Linked DNA regions of Homo sapiens: regions 1 and 3 are each linked to region 2. The links are chromatin contacts, found by Hi-C or POLR2A ChIA-PET in ENCODE. All regions are on one chromosome and are shown on one strand. Each heading gives the region's core, a stretch centred on a gene start or an enhancer-like site at or near the end of the contact. The rest is flanking DNA. Distances are from core to core; before and after follow the strand shown. Region 1 holds the start of TENT4A (terminal nucleotidyltransferase 4A). Region 2 holds the start of UBE2QL1 (ubiquitin conjugating enzyme E2 QL1). Region 3 overlaps TENT4A (terminal nucleotidyltransferase 4A).

Region 1 (3,526 bases), core at 290-2,789, 260 kb after region 2:
CATGACCAAGGATTTTGGACTGAGCCATTGGAAGCAAACAGCTCCAGAATAACGGCCGTTTGACTTGTGTGTGATTTTCTGTAGTTTACTGAATGCACGTTCTAATCCTTGGTCATGATTTCCACGTGTACAATATGAAGGTATTTGAAAACGTCTGAAACATTCATTTTCATTACTAACCACCACCACTTGCCCCAAAGCCTTTGTATGCAACACACGGACCTTTCCTGTTGGGGCGATGTTTGAAGGGTCAAGTGCTTAGTAATGTCTACTCATCTGTGCTGGAGACGAGGGGGTAGCATTTACAACACGCCTGTACGAAGGCCAGGTCCCGTTCTACTTAAAAGGCTTGGAGCCCGGGCGCCACTGGGCTAAGGCAGCTTCAGGGCCCTGGCCCGGGAGTGCATTTGCGGGGACTCCGCCTGAAGACAGGGCGGCAGCCGCGGGGCCTCACGTCGCCCAGGCTCGCGGGGCACCGCGATGATCAACGACACTGGCGTTTGCTTTGGACCTCACAGGATGTGTGGTTGGCGCTGTATTCCAAACAGTGCCACTGTCAACCCGGCTTCCATCGCGCTCGGGACACCGGGATGGCAAACGGCAGGCTGTGGATGGCGGGCGGTTTCCCACTGACTCCTGCCCGCTCGGTGCAGCTGGAAAAACCGAAGCCGGGGGCCGGACGCGCCGCCCACCAGCCGTTCCTCGGCTAGCACTGCCCATTTTGCCCAGGGAATTAACTTGGAAGTTTTCACTTCACTTTTCGCATAGAAAATCATTTTAAAAAGCAAACCAAACGCCTGTAAGCAGACCCGCTAGGGAGCAGGACTCTGCCGCGTGTCCTTCCCGGCTCCGGAGCGGCGGAGCCAGCCACCCGGCACGGCACGCTGGCCGCTCACCCCGCGAGGTGCAGGGAGCACGTGGGCCGACGCGCGGACCCCAGAGAGCGCAGCGTGACCTGCTGCACGGACCCTCGGATGAGAGACCTGGGGCGGGATCTGCGACCGGGGCCCGCCCTTACGTCAGGAGGGAGGGCCGGCCGGCGGGGGAAGCGCCTGCGGTGGCGTCCGCTGCCCCCGCCCGGCTGCTCGGAAACTTCCACCGGCGGCGGTGACGGCCACGCTGCCCTGCGCACGCGCAGCGCGGCTCAGGCGGCAGCCCGGTGACACCGGCCCTAGCGCGCATGTCTGCACGCCGGGGTCTGCGCGCCGCGGCGGGCCGAGGGCGGCGTGCGGGCCTTCCAGCCGCTGCCTATTCCACCCAACGCCGGCCTAGTCAGTAATGGCTCAACGCCACCGCCTCTCCCTCCAGCCCCTCCCAGTCGCGTAGCTTCTGACGCCGTCCTCACCCCGCCCGCGGCCGACGGGGCCCCAACGCGCAGGCGCGGTAACCACGGCGGCAGTGTCTAGTGAGGATTTGAAATCGGTCGCGCGTGCGCACCGGCGACACGGCCCGGCGACCGAGGCCGCGCTTCCTCCTGCCGCCCCCGTCCCCGCCCCCTCCCCCGCCCCTCATTGGAGCGGACGCGGCGGCGGCCCCCTCCTTCCCCCGCGCTGTCGCCGCCGAGAGTGTCTTTTCACCGCCGCCGCCGCCGCCGCCGCAGGAGCGCCGAGCCAGCGGCGCGAGCGTGACTGAGGGCTAGCCGCACGGGCGGCGGCGCCTCCCGCGGGTCCTTCAGCCGCTCGGCGCCTGGGCCCGCCCCCTCGGCCCCGCCGCCCGCCCTTCTCCGATGGCCTCTCCCCGCGGCCCGAGTGGAACGCCGCCGCCGCCGCGGCCCCCGCGCCCGCCCCGCGCCGCGTGAAGCGGGAGCCCGGAGACCGCAGCCGCCCGCTGGGACGCGCCAAGCGCCGGAGCCGCCCGCCGCGGCCTGCCGGGGCCCATCACCGCCGCCGCCGCCCCACGCCGGAGCCCGACGGGAGCGCGGCTAGAGCAGGAGGCCGGGGCTCGGCCCGCCCGCCGCCGCCGCCGCCGCCGCCGCCACCGGCCCAGGCCCGTCCGTCCGTCCGTGCGCGCGCGGCCGGGCCTCGGGGCGCGGCGGGGGCGGGGCCGCGTCGGGGCGGGCGGGCGCGCGGGCCCCGCGGGGGCGGCGCGTGGATGGATCCGCGCGTGGCCTGGATCCAGCCCGAGCAGAAGGGGCCGGCCAATGCCCTGTGGATGCAGATCTGGGAGACCTCGCAGGGCGTGGGCCGCGGCGGCTCGGGCTTCGCGTCCTATTTCTGCCTCAACTCGCCGGCGCTGGACACGGCGGCCGCGGCGGGGGCGGCCGGGCGGGGCAGTGGCGGCCTGGGCCCCGCGCTGCCCGCCGCGTCGCCCCCGCCGCCCGGCCCCACCGCGCCCGCCGCGCTGCCCCCCGCGCTGCTGACGGCGCTGGGGCCCGCGGCCGAGGGCGCGCGGCGCTTGCACAAGTCGCCGTCGCTGTCGTCCTCGTCGTCGTCCTCCTCGTCCAACGCGGAGTCGGGCACCGAGAGCCCCGGCTGCTCGTCGTCGTCCTCCAGCAGCGCCTCGCTGGGCCGGCCGGGCGGCGGCCGCGGCGGCGCCTTCTTCAACTTCGCCGACGGCGCGCCCAGCGCCCCTGGCACAGCCAACGGGCACCCCGGGCCGCGCGGCCCCGCGCCCGCCGGCTCCCCGTCGCAGCACCAGTTCCACCCGGGTCGCCGGAAACGCGAGAACAAGGCCAGCACCTACGGCCTCAACTACCTGCTGTCCGGCAGCCGCGCGGCCGCTCTCAGCGGAGGGGGCGGCCCCGGGGCCCAGGCGCCGCGGCCCGGCACCCCGTGGAAGAGCCGCGCGTACAGCCCGGGCATCCAGGGGTGAGTGCGCGGGGAGGCCGCGGGGGCGGGGGCGGGGCCCATGGTCCTGGCCGGCGCCCGCGGTGCAGACACCCGTCCCAGGCGCCCGGGCTTTTGGAGGATGGATGTTGAAGGCTAAGGCCAAGGCCCGACTCTGCACTGAAAGTTTTTTTTTTAAACATCAGACTCATTTATCGTGGAGTGACTTGCCCAGATCCTACAAGTAACAGTCCAAGAAAAGGGGCTGCTGGGTAGGACCTGCAGGTATTTGTCTTTTTTACTCTTGAGATTGGAACGGGAAATCGACTCTCTACCCCTCCACCCCGCCTCCGGGCAAGTGAGGAACCCCTTGTCAAAGTGGGGCGTAGATAAGTGTGGAGTTTCACGTAAGTTAAGTTGCAGAATAATTTAGCATTGCCAGGAACTCGAATCACGTCGAAGGTAAATATTAACCTTTTTAATTTCATTTTTTAAAAAAATTTAACTGTCAACTTAGAGGTGATTCATTTTTTGGGGGGTGTTGTGTCCTTTAATTTTGTGCTGCAATTACCATAAGCATCGCCTATGGTTTATAAACATTGGCTTAATTCAAAGAAAAAACCAGATTTGTCATATATGTCTATTCTTTGGAAGGTGCCATTTTTATTTTAAATATTTCTACATCCGCCTAGAGGGAATTAGAGGCTCTACTTAAATTTAGTGCACTTACAGACGGCAAGGAATGAAACGAAAGGTGGTGT
Region 2 (3,577 bases), core at 276-2,775:
CACACCGTACACACACCACACACCACACACACACTCACACACTCACACACACCACACACCGCACACACACACCACACACCACACACACTCACACACCACACACCACACACACTCACACACCACACACCACACACACTCACACACCACACACCACACACACTCACACACCACACACATCACACACAGACACACCACACACACACTGCACACACACACCACACACCACACACATCACACACACACCACAAACATTACACTCATACCACACACATCACACACACATCACACACACCGCACACACGCACACACTACACACATTCCCACACACTCATACACCACACACACCCTCACACACACACCACAAACACACCACACACACACCACATCAGTCACACACCACACACACACAAACACCACACACACGCACACACTACACACACACCACACACTCATACACCACGCTCACACACCCCCACACACACCACACATATCATGCATTCACACACCACACACAAGCACACACATGCACACACACTACACACACACCACACACTCATACACCACACACACGACACATACCACACACACCACACATTCACACACTACACACTCATACACTATGCTCACATACACCATGCAAACACCACACACACCACACACCACACTCAGACACCACACATTCACACAAAGCACACACACCACGCTCACACACAACACACCACACACACCACACACTACACACAATTACACACACTACTCACACACACCACACACACACCACACACACACACCACACACATCACCCTCACACCACACACAAAACACCCTCACACACTCACACATCACTCTCACACACACCATACACACATTACATACACAGCACACACACACCACACCCTCACACCACATCCCAGTCACACACCACACACTCACACACTAACACCACATACACGCACACACATATCACACACTCATACACCACGCTCACACACCCCACACACACACCACACATATCACACATTCACACATCACACAAGCACACACATGCACACACACCACACACTCATACACCATACTCACACCCCACACACACCACACACACATCACACATTCACACACGACACACTCATACACTATGCTCACACACACCATGCAAACACCACACACTACACACACTACACTCACACACACACCACACCACACTCACACCATACATACATACACACCACACACCACACTCACACATCACATGCACACACACCACGCTCGCACACACACACCACACAGTGGCAGCAGCAGCAGCACCCCGGGGGCGCGGGCGACGCCAGCCCGGGACCCGGCAAGGGAAAGGGCAAGCGCGCGGCGGAGCTGGCCCCGCGCGACAAGGCGCCGGCGGCTGCGGCGGCGGCGGCGGCGGCTGCGGCGGGGGCCGGGGGCCCCCGCGAGAGGGCAGCGGGCGCCAGGGCGGGGCCGGGCCCGGCGGTGGCGGCGGCGGCGGGCGGCAGCCTGGTCCCCGCGGCGCGCCAGCAACACTGCACGCAGGTGCGCAGCCGGCGGCTCATGAAGGAGCTGCAGGACATCGCGCGCCTTAGCGACCGCTTCATCTCCGTGGAGCTGGTGGACGAGAGCCTGTTCGACTGGAACGTGAAGCTGCACCAGGTGGACAAGGACTCGGTGCTGTGGCAGGACATGAAGGAGACCAACACCGAGTTCATCCTGCTCAACCTCACCTTCCCCGACAACTTCCCCTTCTCGCCGCCCTTCATGCGGGTGCTCAGCCCGCGCCTGGAGAACGGCTACGTGCTGGACGGCGGCGCCATCTGCATGGAGCTGCTCACGCCGCGCGGCTGGTCCAGCGCCTACACCGTGGAGGCCGTCATGCGCCAGTTCGCAGCCAGCCTGGTCAAGGGCCAGGTAAGGCGAGCGCGCCGGGGCTGGGGGCGCGGGGCCGAGATCGGGTCTGCAGCGCCGCCGGGCGCCCGGGCCCCGTGGTGAGGGCCAGCGCCGGCCCCTCCGGCCATCTCGCTCCCTGCTCTGACTACACCAGCGCCCCACGGGGATGCTCCGAGCGCCTCCACCTCTTTTCCCTGAGCGTTTTCTTCCTGCCCCTGCTTTCCGTCCCGTCTCTCCCGTCCCCGTCTGGTCTCAGTCTCTGCCCGTCTCTCTGGTATCGGTCTCTGCCGTCTCTCTGGTCTCTCTAGCTTGCTCATTCTCTCCTCATCCCTTCATAGTTCTCTTCCATCCCTCTTCCTTAGCCTCCCTCTCCCATACCCTCCTCTCCCTTTCCTCCTGGACTCTTTCTCCTCTCACCCCTTTCTCTGTCCCCCCATCTATTCCCACCCCCGTTCCTTTTTCATTTTTTCCTTCTCCACCCTCCCTGGCTCCCCTACTCTTCTTTCCCCTCCGTCTCACCTTTTCTCGCCCCTCTCTTGTCTGCTCCTCAATCTCCTGTCCCTATAATCTCTATGAAGGTGAGAACTTTTTCTGGACCTCAGGATTTAAGTGTCCAACCTAGCTGATCTCCCACCTCCCCAACCCCCCCCACACACACACACACAAGGCTCCTCCGCAGGGGACTCGGGTGGGAGATCTGCAGGTGGGTGCCGTGGGGAGGGACAGCTGCCTGCTTGTAAATCCGCCCCCTGCCTTCTTCTGGGCTGCCTCTCCTGGAAAGGTGGAAATTTTGCTCTTGGGAACTCACTCTAGAGAGGCGGCGGTGTGGTTTGGGCATTCCCTTAAGAGACAAGACCAGACCCCCCCCCCCCACGGCAATGCCTGTTTTCCCCTCAGAGCACCCCCTTCCTTCCCCGAACCCCTTAGGACCACCACCTCTGGGGTAGACGTTCCAGGTCTTGGTCTCTTTCAGACCTGCTTCTTTTTCTTCATCCCCTTACCTCACTGCCCCAAGCAGTTAAATCCTTTATCAGGGCTAAAGATTTTAACGAAATACGAAACGAAGGGCCAAACAGTTCTCCTGAGCCTTCTCACCTATTGCATCAGATGGCAGCTTTACGCAAAGAAACCCCAAAGTACTTGAGAGCAGGGTGAGTGCGTGATGGTGTTATCTGCTCGAATTATATGCTGTCGACTGCGGTTGAGTTCTCTGGTGTTTTCCTGAATCAATATTAAGCATTACTTAAGAAAATTACATTGCTGTGTGGGCATCTTTTAGATTTATGAAAAAATCATCGTTTTCTTTAAAAGACCCCAAATGACCTCGGCTTGATCTTTCTACAGGCGGCCTATCAGAAGCCATCACTTCTTCCCTGCCTGGCACTTTCACTGCAGGCTCTTTCACACTAATCAAATAATGCTTGTTCTGCCAATTTCACTAAAGCTGGAACCCCTGGGATTCCAAACAAATAGCATCCTAACTCCAGCAGAGAAGGTCAGGTAATTCCTGACCCATCCTGCCAGTCCTTCTTTTCTAAGGTTTAGGTTCCACACATTTCCCGAGTTAGAAATAGCATAGGTGTAACAACTCTAGAAAAACATCTTCAGCTGAGGGAGGCTTAGTGCTTTAATATCAGAGGTTTATTTTCCATCCTGCAGTTACATGTTGAGTCTGATGAAAGGT
Region 3 (3,524 bases), core at 667-3,166, 300 kb after region 2:
GGTCCCATCTTGTTCCATTTTCAAGGGCCTTGCTCTTCAGGTTCCCCCTTCCCCCTTGTCATCTGGTCTGAGGGAGCATGTCCACCCCAAGCGCAACACGAACAGCAGCAGCCAGGCTTTCCCTCCCTCCTGCCATCTCCTGCCGCTCTGCCTTCCTTGCCAGCCTCACTCTGCTCTCCTGCTCCGGAGGCCCCCACTGTCCTCATGGCCTGTGTAGCAAGCACATAAACACTCCAGTGAACGCGCTGGTCTCTTCCTGAGTTCCTTTGTGCCTGTGGACTCGTCATGGTAGGGGTGCACCCCTGCTGAGTCGTAACCCAGGGAGAGCTCCACAGTCTCGATTTTCACAAGCCCCTCAGGAAATTAATTCTTAGCGTCCCCCAACCAAAGTTTGAGACTTAATGACTGAGAGCCTTCAGATGGGCAAGAGGATCGAGGAAACTTTCCTTTCTGTCTTGTGTGATTTGCTATGTGAAATCTCTTTGAAAGTATGGTAATTACTCAGTAAATCTTTTTCTTTTGGAATTTACAGAAATATTCATTGCTGCCTTACTTGATTTTAGTATTGAAACAGTTCCTTCTGCAGAGGGACCTGAATGAAGTTTTTACAGGTGGAATTAGCTCATACAGCCTAATTTTAATGGCCATTAGCTTTCTACAGGTATGTATGCTTTCTTGAGACTGTTTCTGTTGAGACATGTGTAAGAGTAGACTCTTCCAACCAGTTGCCTAGTGGGTTCCAGCAGCCTTTGCTCTCCTTTTACTGTATTGTTTCAATTTGGTAGAGGCTGATTTCTGATTCTTACAATCAAACCCTCTTGATTAATGCACCTTTCTGGATGCTCATTTTGTACTGGGTGTAACTGTTGGTGCAGGGGTGCCCGTCTGGTTCTGTGAGTCCAGTGCACATCAGTCCAAGCTCAGGGAATTCTCTGTATTCAGAAATGTCCATTTCATGGTAAACAATAAACATTTCTTGGTGCTTGTCTGTGATTTATATTGAAAAAAATTTGTCTCAGAATAAAGTTGAGTACCACATATGAGAAAAGGATTTACAAGAGAGCTTTCTCAGACTGATGAAACATCATTATTTTGTCTTAAATTATATGTGGTCCTTATTTTGCTGAGTAACATGGAAAATCTATCAATAGAAAACCTACGTGTTTTAAAAAGTATTGTTAAATGCTGTGATGTATTGATAAACTGTAATTATACTTTTTAAACATATAAAATCATCTCTAATTGGAACAGTAATTATTCCGTTTATATTTTCTTGAGTGAAGAATTCTGTCCTTTACAAAATCTTGCCTATATAATTTAGCCGCACGGCTGTATTTCTCCAGTGTTTACCATTAATTTGGTCTTTGTGATTGTGCTGAGATTACCGAATCTGTCCATGATTTGGTAATGTTCTCACTGTCATGAATGCTATGATAGTAGAATCACTGGGTAACTACCTGTGATGATCGCAGCTTCCTTGGTCTGTCTCTGCCAAGATGCTTTAAAAGTAGTGAAAATGGAATTCCATGTCTGTTTTCTTACAGTTCTAGTCACACTGTCCTGTCTTCACTTTCCCCTCTGAGATGTGGCCCTTATATATAGCCTTTCTTCCATAGTTTTTGGACATTATTTTGAATTAAACATGGGCCTCTGTTCTTTACTGATATACTCCTGACTTGCACTATTTTCATGGCCTTGTAGTAACAACAGCTACTTAATACTTTGATCATGCATGTGCCATGTGCCAGGCCTGGGTCCAGGGCCTCCTCCACCCCCTCAGGGGGTCCTTTCAGTGATCCTGTGACCCCACAGGAGGCCACCACAGCATGAGTGGGATTCCTGTGTTCACTGCCACATCCCTGTGCCTTGTCCAGTGCCCAGAGCTTGTCCTGCCTCAGCGGTGTGACTGTGGCAGCATCTGAGTTTCTTGACTAAGTGAGGGGAGGAGGCCCACCCTGGCACCGGCCAGGCTCTTGGATATGTGATTTTGGCTAAAAGACAAGGAATAAGGAAGGGAATAAAGGTCAGGCCAGAATCGGAATCCTCCTCTTGTGTGGTGGAAATATGCAGAGAACTCCGGAATTCTTCTGAACCCTAAAAACATTTGTATGCTTTCTAGCTGCAGCTCCTCCTGGCACTCTGTGTTATAAATAGTTTCAAGCACCGTGCTTCTCTGAGGGCTTTCTCTCATGTGCCCTCGTCCATCCCTTTCGAGTTGGCACTGTCCGATAGAATTCTGTGATGGTGATGGCCACTTCTGCATGGTCCGGCAAGGGGCAGGGCGCCACATGTGGCTACTGAGTATTGCAGTGTGGCTGGTGAGAGCAACAAGCTGGATTTTTAATTAATTTGTTTTAATTCATTTAAATAGACATGTGGGCAATGCAGGTCTGGACAGCTGAGAATTATGACCCTCAGGAGGTGTGGTGGACAGTGGTTTACTTCCGAACAAGCCCAGTGCCTGCTTTTGAAGACGATATGGCACTGAACTGAGAGTGGTGCTCATCTGTGTGACAAGCAGGATGGAAGCTTGCTATAAATATTGTGATATAATGCTAATGACCTTTACACAGCTAAAATCAATCCTTTCACTTTTCCGGTTTTATGTGATACTGCCATACTAGTCAGTCTAACACTGACCCCTGTTGGTTGTGCTTCAGCATAACGAAATTAGGATGACGAGAATCTGAAATTACATCTACCATCCAGGTGACTAAGTTATGCAGAATATAGTCCAACTTATTTGCCCATATTTGGTTAATCAGATATCTGTGTTTGCAGGAAGTTTGCTGTATGGATTACCAATTTCAAAAATCAAACTACACTAAAATTCAGATGAGTCCGTTGTGTTCCTTTTGAACACTCCTCGTTGAAGAGGCTGCTGTTCAGGCTTCCTCGTGGTGCTGGTGAGTGAGCGAGTGCCACTCACTGGTATTGCCTTGAAGAGGCTGCTGGACAGCAGACTTCGTCGCGTGCTATTTTCTTTAGAACATGCCATGAATCCATACAAATTGTGGGTGCATTGCTTTTACAGTTGCATCCAAGAATTGATGCCCGGAGAGCTGATGAAAACCTTGGAATGCTTCTTGTAGAATTTTTTGAACTCTATGGGAGAAATTTTAATTACTTGAAAACCGGTATTAGAATCAAAGAAGGAGGTGCCTATATCGCCAAAGAGGAGATCATGAAAGCCATGACCAGCGGGTACAGACCGTCGATGCTGTGCATTGAGGACCCCCTGCTGCCAGGTAAGGGCGCCCTGATCTCCACTGCTGAGAGCTGGGCCAGCCTCGGGGACGTGCTGGTGACAGGGCCTGTGTTGGGGCTCTGAGAGCCCCGGGCAGTTCATTTGCTCTTGATGCAGGTTTCTCTTATACTAACCAGTTAATAATCACACTTTGAGAAATCCTTATTTAATGCTTCTAATTAACTTTTGTCTTTCTAACTGTTTACATTCTATAATAAAGAAGAATTAAGGAAAATCTTTTCTTTTTCTGATTATTGAAGTATAACATATCCACCCT

The links. Hi-C counts contacts between places; a loop is a spot of excess contacts on that map. ChIA-PET counts read pairs that join two places held with the same protein, here RNA polymerase II (POLR2A). Pooled maps may share reads with other maps.
Region 1: a loop to region 2 is called in a map of tibial artery, with 2.9 times the contacts of the local background. The contact joins the promoter of TENT4A here to the promoter of UBE2QL1 in region 2. A Hi-C loop is called at or near these places in 9 of 168 maps with a recorded cell type or tissue (Right ventricle myocardium inferior, aorta, ascending aorta and 6 more) and 13 of 50 pooled maps.
Region 3: a loop to region 2 is called in a map of psoas muscle, with 3 times the contacts of the local background. The contact joins the enhancer-like site here to the promoter of UBE2QL1 in region 2. A Hi-C loop is called at or near these places in 2 of 168 maps with a recorded cell type or tissue (heart left ventricle and psoas muscle) and 17 of 50 pooled maps. POLR2A ChIA-PET finds 5 or more read pairs at or near these places in 2 of 52 experiments (PC-9 and WTC11).

Annotation. Positions count from the first base shown.
Region 1 is chr5:6,711,893-6,715,418 of GRCh38, forward strand. TENT4A (terminal nucleotidyltransferase 4A) reads left to right here and starts at 1,540. Exons shown (of 13, transcript NM_006999.6): 1 at 1,540-2,807. The coding sequence starts at 2,092. RefSeq lists an enhancer at 629-688 and silencers at 859-1,298, 1,409-1,778, 2,079-2,148, 2,519-2,908.
Region 2 is chr5:6,447,334-6,450,910 of GRCh38, forward strand. It overlaps UBE2QL1 (ubiquitin conjugating enzyme E2 QL1), which reads left to right and starts at 1,526. Exons shown (of 2, transcript NM_001145161.3): 1 at 1,526-1,914. The coding sequence starts at 1,561. LOC105374639 (a long non-coding RNA gene) reads left to right here and starts at 2,004. Exons shown (of 2, transcript XR_007058679.1): 1 at 2,004-3,577. RefSeq lists a silencer at 1,489-1,558.
Region 3 is chr5:6,743,180-6,746,703 of GRCh38, forward strand. It overlaps TENT4A (terminal nucleotidyltransferase 4A), which reads left to right. Exons shown (of 13, transcript NM_006999.6): 6 at 533-661; 7 at 3,035-3,248. Among named protein-coding and RNA genes, the nearest start is that of TENT4A, 32 kb to the left of the region's middle. Within about 2 kb of position 1,917, at least 2 of the 41 ENCODE cell types and tissues checked have a DNase peak (open chromatin) inside an H3K27ac peak, as active enhancers do.